Regions from separate parts of the Homo sapiens genome. Here regions 2, 3 and 4 are each linked to region 1. The links are chromatin contacts, found by Hi-C or POLR2A ChIA-PET in ENCODE. All regions are on one chromosome and are shown on one strand. Each heading gives the region's core, a stretch centred on a gene start or an enhancer-like site at or near the end of the contact. The rest is flanking DNA. Distances are from core to core; before and after follow the strand shown.

Evidence for each region. A loop is a pair of places that touch in the nucleus more often than their neighbours do. ChIA-PET counts read pairs that join two places held with the same protein, here RNA polymerase II (POLR2A). Pooled maps may share reads with other maps.
Region 2: a pooled map shows a loop between it and region 1 (4-fold over the local background). The contact joins two enhancer-like sites. A Hi-C loop is called at or near these places in 2 of 50 pooled maps. POLR2A ChIA-PET finds 5 or more read pairs at or near these places in 2 of 52 experiments (A673 and H1).
Region 3: a loop to region 1 is called in a pooled map, with 4 times the contacts of the local background. The contact joins two enhancer-like sites. A Hi-C loop is called at or near these places in 2 of 168 maps with a recorded cell type or tissue (aorta and chondrocyte) and 6 of 50 pooled maps. POLR2A ChIA-PET finds 5 or more read pairs at or near these places in 2 of 52 experiments (A673 and H1).
Region 4: a map of heart right ventricle shows a loop between it and region 1 (2.8-fold over the local background). The contact joins two enhancer-like sites. A Hi-C loop is called at or near these places in 10 of 168 maps with a recorded cell type or tissue (Right ventricle myocardium inferior, aorta, cardiac septum and 5 more) and 15 of 50 pooled maps. POLR2A ChIA-PET finds 5 or more read pairs at or near these places in 2 of 52 experiments (Panc1 and naive thymus-derived CD4-positive, alpha-beta T cell).

Annotation. Positions count from the first base shown.
Region 1 is chr17:77,540,765-77,543,439 of GRCh38, reverse strand. No RefSeq gene overlaps it. Among named protein-coding and RNA genes, the nearest start is that of MIR4316, 150 kb to the right of the region's middle. Within about 2 kb of position 1,250, at least 5 of the 41 ENCODE cell types and tissues checked have a DNase peak (open chromatin) inside an H3K27ac peak, as active enhancers do; they include heart right ventricle, where a contact is called at or near this core.
Region 2 is chr17:77,868,478-77,871,152 of GRCh38, reverse strand. No RefSeq gene overlaps it. Among named protein-coding and RNA genes, the nearest start is that of LINC01973, 14 kb to the left of the region's middle. RefSeq lists an enhancer at 1,482-1,571. Within about 2 kb of position 1,357, at least 8 of the 41 ENCODE cell types and tissues checked have a DNase peak (open chromatin) inside an H3K27ac peak, as active enhancers do.
Region 3 is chr17:77,842,772-77,845,446 of GRCh38, reverse strand. No RefSeq gene overlaps it. Among named protein-coding and RNA genes, the nearest start is that of LINC01973, 40 kb to the left of the region's middle. RefSeq lists a silencer at 1,612-1,711. Within about 2 kb of position 1,371, at least 2 of the 41 ENCODE cell types and tissues checked have a DNase peak (open chromatin) inside an H3K27ac peak, as active enhancers do.
Region 4 is chr17:77,821,414-77,824,088 of GRCh38, reverse strand. The region is part of intron 1 of LOC105371908 (a long non-coding RNA gene); the gene reads left to right. Among named protein-coding and RNA genes, the nearest start is that of LINC01973, 61 kb to the left of the region's middle. Within about 2 kb of position 1,313, at least 4 of the 41 ENCODE cell types and tissues checked have a DNase peak (open chromatin) inside an H3K27ac peak, as active enhancers do; they include heart right ventricle, where a contact is called at or near this core.

The sequences.
Region 1 (2,675 bases), core at 1-2,500:
TTGCTGTGGACTAATTCTCATTTCAACATGTGGCTGTCATTTCCCTGTCATCATGGCTGATTTACAACAGGGTTTAATTAAATTCTCTGTACATTATTCAGCATTCTCCAAAGACAACACCAGAGAGGCCCGGGGTATTTAAAATGTCACCTGCTGAGACATATCACCTCTTCCTAAATAAATATGACAGTGATCAAACTTTGGCTAATTACAGTGACTTAGTTATTTGTTTGTATGTTTTAATATTTAATTGCTTTCATGTTCATCCAATTACTGAGCCACAGCAAATAGAAATTAACTTTTTATCAGCGTGACTCAGCCCAGCTCATAAGCACTCCAAAGCCTCAATACAATAGGAACTGCCCAAGCTGAGGATCACAGCCATGTTCTCAGCTCAGTGGACGGGGCCATTAAATTAAGGGAGAATCCTCACGGCTCCATCCCCGTTCCCAGCCTGCATGGGGCTGCGGGCCCAGCTTCCAGGAGCATCTAACTCAAAGCCAAGCAGCTGAGCGAAGGAACGCAGGCAGGGCTTCTAATTCCACACTGACACCCGATGGCCACTCTGTGCAACTGCCCCGGGTCCTTCAGATACTTAAGATTCCTGGGGAGATGAATAGGAACTCCTGGGTACACAGAAGTGAGAGTTTTTGAGTTCCCATATCAGTAACCTAAGTTTCTCCTCACCAGGGAGGCTCTTTCTTGATGGTCCTCCAGCTTTGAGGGCCATCTGCTCCTCTGGAGACGTCCTGGCTCCTTCTGCCAAGCTTCCTGGGACAAAGGGGACACCTGAGGGCTGGTTGAGTGCCTGCTGTTTTTAGAAACGGGAGCCAGGATAGGAACACAGCCCATCACCACCCGTCTTCTGATCAAATGCATTAGCCAGTCCTCAAAATCGTCCACCACGCCCTTGAAAGCCAATTCCTCTGATGTTATCTTAAAAGCTCCCCCTGGCTCTCTTTCCCACCCATCGTTCCAATACATCATTGACATCTTGACATCCACTCTTCTCCCAAGGCTAGCCTGGGCATGGAAGAATTTCTGCAGAATTTTAGAAATAAAAAAAAGAGGAAGAAGTAAGCCTTTCTGGGAAGCTTCAGCAATTCCAAATGGGATAAGCAAGTTCTACCTCCAGCCTAATCCCACAGCCTCATGGGATGTTGGCTTAAAATGTTCAACTTTCCAAAAATAAAAAATAATCTTTCCACGCACTTAACATCTTATCTCTCCTGCTCAGCTGTAAGCTCCTTAAGTGGGGGTGGGGAGGCTCAGAAACCAGAAGAGAGGCAGCTGGGGTAAGAGCTGCAGAAAATGCTGGCTGACCAGCTCTCTGTGGAAGGGGCCATGCCTGGCCTTTGTTGTTGTTGTTTTTAATAAGTACTTAAAACAAGTTAATAATATTTATATAAAGTAATATTTCTCCTATGATTCACTTTCAATTTATTTTAGAAAAAAATATATAAGTGTACCCAAAATTCCAAATCAATTTAAAGTAAGAACTCTCAGTTTTTGTCTAATACATCTTATTTTATCTTATTTTGAGACAGAGTCTTGCTCTGTCGCCCAGGCTGGAGTGCAGTGGCTCAATCTCGGCTCACTGCAACCTCCCCTTCCCGGGTTCAAGCGATTCTCCCCCTCAGCCTCCCAAGTAGTTGGGACTACAGGCACGAGCCACCATGCCCGGCTAATTTTTGTATTTTTAGTAGAGACAGGGTTTCACCATGTTGGCCAGGCTGGTCTCAAACTCCTGATCTCAAGTGATCCGCCCGCCTCGGCCTCCCCAAGTGCTGGAATTACAGGCGTGAACCACCACACCCGACCCAATAAATACTTTAACGTCCAAAAAAAATTAAAAATGGTTGGAAGAGTGTTTCTTGATAAATATCAACATTTCTTCAACGTAGTTGCCTGGTCTTTGTAAGGAGTGTGGCTCACTCGGGGCAGCCGGGGGTCCTACAAGGAAATGCATTCATTCATTGAGCAAACAACCTCTACCGTGCGCTAGTGCACTAGGTATGGATTTAGTGATGATAGAAACAACCACCACAGGAAGAGACAAGGTCCCTGTCCTTGTGGCGCTGAAGCTGGAAGGAAACTCACAGATAATTCCGAGTGGGTGAGCTGAGGTGTGGGGAGGAGACGCGGAGACCGCAGGGGCGACCTGCCTGGTCTGAGGAGCTGGGAAAGGCTTGCCTGGGGAGGCCGCATGTGAGCTGACAGCTGAAGACAGACAAAGAGCCTTTTTCAATTAACAAAGAGGAAGAGGCCTCGCGGAAGATTTTTCCTGGGGGCTCAGAGTTTATGCAAATTAACCCAGCCCAGAACGAGGAATTCTAATTGGCCCCAGCAGGTGCCTCCTCGGCAGGGTCGTCCTGCAGTTGGGCACCTGTGTGAACGTCTCCATCAGGGTCCCCGAGGCCAGCACTGGCTGTCAGACCCAGTCTCCTCAGACCCGGAGATTTTTACCTGAAATTCACATTGAGTCTTCACTCCCCGTTCCTTTCGAACTAACTCCCCCTGACAGGCAAGTCCTTATAGAAAGCGACAAAGCTTCCAGTCCTGTGGCTTGGCTGAGAACGACTGAGAAACCAGGATGGGAAGAGGCCAAAGAGGACACAGTGGACTGAGCTGGGCTGGGCATCGGGGAAGGCTGGACCTCAGGGTCGTCAGGTCCC
Region 2 (2,675 bases), core at 108-2,607, 330 kb before region 1:
CCTTGATTTCTAATGTTATTTATGTTTACAGGATCAGAAAATCCAATGCTGGATTTTCATTTGTAGTAGCGACATGAACTTGTCTTTTAAAAATCAATGTTATTATTATTATTTTTTTCTTTTGAGACAGAGTCTCCCTTTGTCACCTAGGCTGGAGGGCAGTGGCAGGATCTCAGCTCACTTCAACCTCCACCTCCCAGGTTCAAGTGATTCTTGTGGCTCAGCCTCCCAAGTAGCTGGGACTACAGGCGAGCACCACCACACCTGGCTAATTTTTGTATTTTTGGTAGAGACGGGGTTTGGCCGTATTAACCAGGCTGGTCTTGAACCCCTGACCTCAAGTGATCCACCTGCCTTGGCCTCCCAAAGTGCTGGGATTATAGGCCACCATACCCAGACTGAAAATAAACGTTACTTCAAAAGTGAGTAGGTTCATGGTCAGGAGGGGTGGCTCATACCTGTAATCCCAGCACTTTGGGAGACTGAGGTAGGCGGATTGCTTTTGAGCCCAGGAGTTTGAGACCAGCCTGGGGAACATGGTGAAACTTGTCTCTACAAAAAAAACAAAACAAAACAAAACAAAAACTAGGTGGGCATGGCGGTATGCACCTGTAGTCCCAGGTACTTTGGAGGCTGAGGTGGGAGGATCACTTGAGCTCAGAGGCAGAGGCTGCAGTGAGCCGTGATTGCACCACTGCACTCCAGCCTGGGTGACACAGCAAGACCCTGTCTCAAAAAATAAAAAGCCCTACATGGGTAGGTATTTTTGTCCATTTGGTTTACTACCTATGTCTAACGCCAGAGTGATGCCTGGCACATATATTAGGTCCTCAATAAAAATGTGTTGAATAAATGACTATACCTAATACATACACACACAATATTATACATCATAGTCCAGGGTGGGCACAACGCTGGCAAAAATCACCAAGCTGGAGGGCCAATGCCTGAGAAACCCAGCCCAGGGGCTGCCGGACAGATCCGAGGCGGACACCCAGCCTCACTGCTCGTTCACTCTGACTTTGGCCAATTTCTTACCTTCTCTACACCTCAGCTTCCTCATCTGAAAAACGGGGTTGCTGGGAGAGTGCAATGCGCTGTTGTGCAACACACTCAACGAAGCTCAGCTACTGTCATTATTACCATCCTCAGCCACTGCAGGGAGGACCACAGAGGGGAGCTAAATGCAAATAAGGGCTTGGGAGAGCCCTGTGATGCAGCTTTTTGGGGGAGGCTGGGCACCCCGGCCTGAGGCTGGCAGGGGTGTGGCTCTGTGTTCAGCACCCATGATGGGAAGTGACAGTGTCCTGCCTTTGCTCCGTGCTGTGCCGTTCACAAACTTGCTTTCACATCCCTTTTTCTCACCTGATCTGCCCACAGCCTGGCGGGGCCGGCAGAGCTAAAACTGTGAATTGCATTTGACGGGGGAGAACACCTGAGGTGGAGGAGAGGTTAAGGGGCTCGTCTGAGTTCACACAGCAGGTCAGTGCCGGAGCATGGATTGGTGAGTTGGGAATCACCATGGCCTCGTGGTCTCAAATAAAACATCCCTTTGCTTGTGTGTGGGTTTGTGAAGCTGCCTGCCCGGTAACCTCCCCTGGGCTAGGTCTGCAGAATGAGGTTCCACTGGGGCACTTCAGCTGCCTCATTCTGCAGAGTTCTTGCTCCGGATTCTGAAGCATCTGCAAAGGAGACACGTCGCCTGGGTCTTGAGAAGACAGAACTGTTTGCCCCACGCTGGGAACTACTGGGGAAGGGGAAGGGCACATGAGGCTTGGCCAGAGTGCCTGGAGGCTGGCTTAGGGCCAGCTGCATGATCCTTGCATGAAGGAGGAGGAACGGCCCTCTTCATATGCCATCACCTAAGGCCACCTCCCATCCTCTGCCTGGGACACTGGCTCCTGGAAAATGCTCTTTCCTCCTGGTGCCACAGCCCCAGCGAGCTCGACGCAGCTCCCCTTCCACAGACACAGAACTCTCCAAACTCCCAGTGGTTTGGGAAGAACAGCCACCACATCCCAAGCCCAGCACCACCTTTTGGGATGTGATATGTCAAAGTAGTAAGATGATGAAGTGTCCTGTGCCGGCCCATCAGAGCCTTAGCGACAGATATGGGCCCAGAGTGCCTTGGAGAGCCAGAGCCTCTGCAGTGACGTGGAATTTATTATACTTTCCATCCATCGCTTGGCAGCCTTCTCCCAGCTCTTTTCTCTTGAAAAATGGTTCCTGCCAATCTTGCTGTTTACTTAAGTGGTTATTAAGTATTTTTCCCGCTGCTGGTCTGGGTACTTCTTGATAAACATTATCTATTTAAGAAGAACTTTTAGGGAGAGCTCCACTCTGCCCCTACACACACACACACACACACACACACACACACACACACACACACACGTGTATGCACACACACGTATGTGCATACAGACGCACATGCGCGTGTACACACACACACACACACACACACACACACAGAGTCTGGGCATGAGAGTCCGGGTCCCAAAGCTTCCTCCCCAAGCCGGCTGGGGTCAGGCCACCACCGAATGTATCACTTGACCTGACGTGACAGCCTGGTTTCCTCTTCGCCCCTCTGGCCAGCCTCCTCTGGGCATTGGAGGTGGCTCCAGCTTTGAGCTGCACGCAGCTACCAGTTGTGCCTCCCAAGGCATCCCAGGGCC
Region 3 (2,675 bases), core at 122-2,621, 300 kb before region 1:
TTCTCTCTCTCTCTCTCTCTCTCTTTTTTTTTTTTTTTTTTTTTTTTTTGTGAGATGGGGTCTCGCTCTGCCACCCAGGCTGGAGTGCAGTGGCACAATCTCGGCTCACTGCAACCTCCACCTCCTGGGTTGAAGTGATTCTCCCACCTCAGCCTCCTGAGTAGCTGGGATTACAGGGGTCCGTCACCACACCCAGCTAATTTTTGTGTTTTTAGTAGAGACGGGGTTTCGCCATGTTGGCCAGGCTGGTCTCGAACTCCTGACCTCAGTGATCTGCCCACATTGGCCTCCCAAAGTGCTGGGATTACAGGTGCGAGCCACCATGCTTGGCCTCCCTGGGTTTTTCTGAGTAATTTTATGAGGCAGTTTGCAGCAGTCTGGTGGGGAGAATGGCAAATACCCCCCAGTGCCGTTCACTGGACTTGCCCAGTGGAAGAGGGTGGGTGACCAGCACAGGGTGGTGGTCGGGGAAGCCTGACCCCGGTGACAAGCAAATGGCGAGTGGACAAGTAGAGAGAGCCTTTGGAGAAGCATGGGGAGGCAGGCCTGAGCTAGGGGGGACTAGCAGCGACACAGGCTCCAGCGGTCACGGAAGGCGGGCTGGTGGGTGTCCTATGCTCCGGGGCCGGCTCTGTGTTCATCAGTTGTGTGACCTGAAGTACAGGTTTTGTTTTTGTTGTTTTTGGTAAATCAAGGTGAAGCTCACAGCTCAAAATGAGCCGTTTTTAAGTGTACAATTCCTGGCATTTAGTATATTCAATGTTGTGCAGCCACTACTTCTGCAAGTTCCCAAACCTTGGCATCACCCAAGAGGAAACCTCGTACCCAGTGGCAGTCAGTCCTCCTTCCTCCTCCTCCAGCCCCTGGAAGCCACCAATCTGCGTTGTTTGCATGCATTGCCTCCTCTGAACAATTAATAAAAATGTAATCAGTACTTTGGGAGGCTGAGGCGGGCGGATCACCTGAGATCAGGAGTTCAAGACCAGCCTGGCCAACACGGTGAAGCCCCCTCTCTACTAAAACATACAAAAATTAGCTGGAGGTGGTGGCGAATGCCTGTAATCCCAGCTACTTGGGAGGCTCACGCAGAATGGCTTGAACCTGGGAGGCAGAGGTTGCAGTGAGCCGAGATCGTGCCGCTGCACTCCAGCCTGAGTGATAGAATGACACTGACTCCATCTCAAAAAAAAAAAAAAAAAAAATGCAATCAGGTTAAATGGGAGCTTTTGCCTGTGGCCTGTGGCCTCTCTCACTGAGCTTTATGTTCTTAGGCTTCATTCATCTAAGAGCTTCATTCCTCTTTAAGGAATCATATTCCGGTGTATGGATGGACCAAAATTCATTTGTCCATTCATTGTTTGATGGACATCTGGGTTGTTTCCACCTTTTGGCTGGCATGAATAATGCTGCTATGAACGTGTGTGCACATGTATTTGTTTGAGTGTCTATTTTCAGGTTTTTCTGGCTATATTCATAGGAGTGGAATTGTGGATTATATAGCAATTTTATGATTAACTTTTTGAGGAATCACCAAATTGTTTTCCACAGTGGCTGAAACATTTTACATTTCCACCAGCAATGTGTAAGTGTTCTAATTTCTCTATAACCTCACCAACGCTTATTTTCAGTTTTAAAACAAAATTATAGCTGTTGTCGAGCGTGTGAAGTGGCACCTCAACCTCATTGTGGTTTTGATTTGCATTTGCCTGATGACTAATGCTGGTGAGCGTCTTTTCGTGGGCTTCTTGGCCACTGGTATGTCTTCTCTGGAGAAATGTCTACTTACGTCCTTTGCTTGCCCCTTTTTTGATCAGATTCCCAGGCAGGTTTTTTTTTTTTTTTTTTGAGACAGTCTCACTTTGTCACCCAGGCTGGAGTGCAGTGGTGCGATCTCAGCTCACTGCAACCTCCGCCTCCTGGGTTCAAGCAATTCTCGTGCCTCAGCCTCCCAAGTAGCCAGGACTACAGGCATGTGCCACCACAGCTGGCTAATTTTTGTATTTTTTGGTAGAGACGGGGTTTCACCATGTTGGCCAGGCTAGTCTCAAACTCCCAACCTCAAGTGATCTGCCCGCCTTGGCCTCCCAAAGTGCTGGGATTACAAGCATGAGCCACCGTGCCTGGCCCCGAGGGAGAGTTTTAAGCCTCTTTGAGCCTCAATTTTCTCATCTATAAAATGGGGATCATGATAGCGCCTCCTTGGTGGAAGGTGGCCAACCCTCCTGGTTTGCCTGAGATTATCCCAGTTTTTGCAATAGAAGTCTCTTGTCCCAGGAAGCCCCTCAGGCCTGGGCCATCTGGGACAGTTGGTAACCCTACATGGGATTGTCGAGAGGCTGAACCAATAGGGTGCATAGGAAACTCCTAGCACCGGGGACGGCCCAGAGTTCCTGCTCAGCCAATGTCAGCTCTTATTCATTGTAATCCTCTTAGACACATGTGCATGGTAGAGACCTCTGACATGTAAAAATGCAAAGGCAGAAATAAAAATCATCAATAGCCGACCACATGTGGGAAACATTTTGGAAGGTTTTAGTTTTCTTAGGTGATAGAACACTGAATGTGTTAATATAGAGAGGGGGAAGAGGCAGGAACAGCAGTGACTATTTAATGACTCATATTTATTGAATGCTTATTATGTAGCAGCCATGGAAGGGGGAAGTTGGAGGCACAGG
Region 4 (2,675 bases), core at 64-2,563, 280 kb before region 1:
ACAGAGGCAGAAAGTGGTGTCGGAAGCATCTCTGCTTTCCTAGTGTCTAGCAGGGCCTGGCCCTCAGGGCCACTGGTTGAGTGGAATCGAGCAACCTCAATCCTTCCCCACTCCTGCTGTCCCTTCGTCCCTCAAGGAGGCTCCTACTCGTCTGTCAATTTGCAGACATCTGGAGTCCACCTGCGGTTTATTACAGGGCTTGGGTCTCTCCTGCCATCTCCCGCTAGATGACCATCTCTCTTGTGGCCTGAGTCCTCTGGCCACTTCTCCACTCAAATATTTGGTCATGGGTGAGGTCAAAAACCAAGATGCAATTTTTGCTCTGTAGAAGGGACGTGTTCTAACCAAGTTGGCTGAAAAGTGATTTTCTGCAAAGTAGAATAATTGGACGAGTGTTCCCACGGCAACAGTGCCTTTTCTGGAAACCGTTTGGGGTGAGGCAGGGCCTGGCAGAAATTGTGATGCCACCTGCCTAACAGGCCACACTGCCTCCATGCCCTTTCCTGGCTCCGGGGCACCCTTTACGGCCCTCCCCTTGCTTCCTTAGGCCCCAGAGATCATTTCCATGCAATGCTGGAAGAGGTCCTGAGTGCACATACAGTTCCCAGAATCTGTCCTCTGCCCCCTCCACTAACAGAAAATAGGATTTTTTTTGAGACAGACTCTCCCTCTGTTGCACAGTCTGGAGTGCAGTGGCGTCATCTCGGCTCACTGCGACCTCAGCCTCCCGAGTTCAAGCAATTCTTATGCCTCAGCCTCCGGAGTAGCTGAGATTACAGGTGCCTGCCACCATGCCTGGCTAATTTTTGTATTTTTAGTAGAAACAGGGTTTCACCATGTTGTCCAGGCTGGTCTTGAACTCCTGACCTCCGGTGATCCACCCACCTCAGCCTCCCAAAGGGCTGGGATTACAGGTTTGAGCCACCACAACTGGCCAGAAAATATGATTTTTAATCATAGTATTTTACAGTGCCTGCATTAACAGTGTACAGGGTGCTTTCATAAGGGCTGCCATGGAATTCTCCGAAAACGACCTGGGAAGCTTTATGACATGAAAATGCCCATTTGACAGAGGCGGGAACCGAGGCTTGCAGTGATGAAGGGACTGGGAGCGCAGAGGCCAGAGGTGTGGCAATGCCAGGTGGGTGCGGCCCCAATCTCTCCTGAGCACAGGGCACAGGGCACTCTCCTTACTTTGCTGGGAGGGGTGACCTTCCCTCGACCTCCTTTGTCCAGCTGGGGAATTCTGGTGACCACACCCTCCTGGCAGAGGTGGGAAGAGACAGGCTGCTCCCACGAGTGGGCAGTTCTTGGCTGTTGCTTCTCATCAGCTTCCCTGTGAGATTTCGTCAGCACCTCCTCCCTCTCCACTGCCGGAAGAATCCAGGGCTACCAATAAAAATGACAATTGGGTGAGGAGGGCTCTAGCCCGTGCTTCACTGTTTGTCCTTTGGTCCGGGAAGGGGTCTGAGCAAGAGGCACCGTCTTGCCTGTTCGGAAGGGTCTGAGTGTATGTGTGCAAGGATGTGTGAATACATGCGTGAGGGTGTGTGTGTGAGTGTGAGTGGAGGAGCGGGGGGGCTGGGGTGTCTCCAGAGGGCAGCAGCGCATGGGCCTTGGGGTCTCTGGGATCCCCCTCTCGAGGCCCGCATTTGGTGTGGAGAGAGGAGATTAAGGGGAGGCGTGCGCCTCCAGGGAAGTGGCCGGGCACTTCATTTCCCTCTGACAGCTCATCGGTATTGAGGTCACACCGTTTCTCAGGTCAGGATGGAGATTGGGTCTCACAGCCACACACTCCCATCCCAAGATCTCTTCCCACCTGAGGTCCTAGATTCCCCAGCACAGACACAAACCGTCCATGCTGTGGATGGTTTCATCCAAATTCACGACCCACAGATGAGCATCATAAAATGGCCATTTGACACCACCAAGTTGGGGGCTGTTATTTGTGCAGCAAAAGATAACTGGGGCACATCTGCACCTGTGTCTCTAGGGCAAGGCTTCCCCTGAGCCCCTGGCATGTGCACCTTACTGCCTACTGGATGCCGACTCTTCCCAGAATCCAAAAGCTCACAGAATCTTCCCCAAGTGCATCGGCCCAGAGCATCCAAGGTGAAGCCATTATCTTCTCATCCAAATCTGAAACCACTGGTGACCTGGACAAAATTGGACCAAGTGAGGCCCATGACCACCTGGCAGGAGGGCAGGTGCGGGCGAGATGGGTTTCCAGCTGTCCATGTATGTGCTTGCCCTGTTTTTTGTTTTTTTTTTTTGTTTGTTTGTTTTTGTTTTTTGAGACATGGTCTGGATCTATAGGCTAGGCTGGAATGCAGTGGGGCGATCTCGGCTCACTTCAACCTCCACCTCCTGGGCTGAAATGATCCTCCCACCTCAGCCTCCCAAGTAGCTGGGACTACAGGCGTATGCCACCATGTCTGGCTAATTTTTGTATTTTTTTTGTAGAGACGGGGCTTTGCTATGTTGCCCAGGCTTGTCTCAAACTACCGATCTCAAGTGATCCTCCTGCCTCGGCCTCCCAAAGTGCTGGGATTACAGGCATGAGCCACCATGCCCAGCTGCCCTGACTGTTATGACCAGGAGAGGACATCTGCTGGAGACCGGCCGAGGTGAAGTCTTTGACCATGGCCAAAAGTGAAAGCCACAGCCCACTCTTG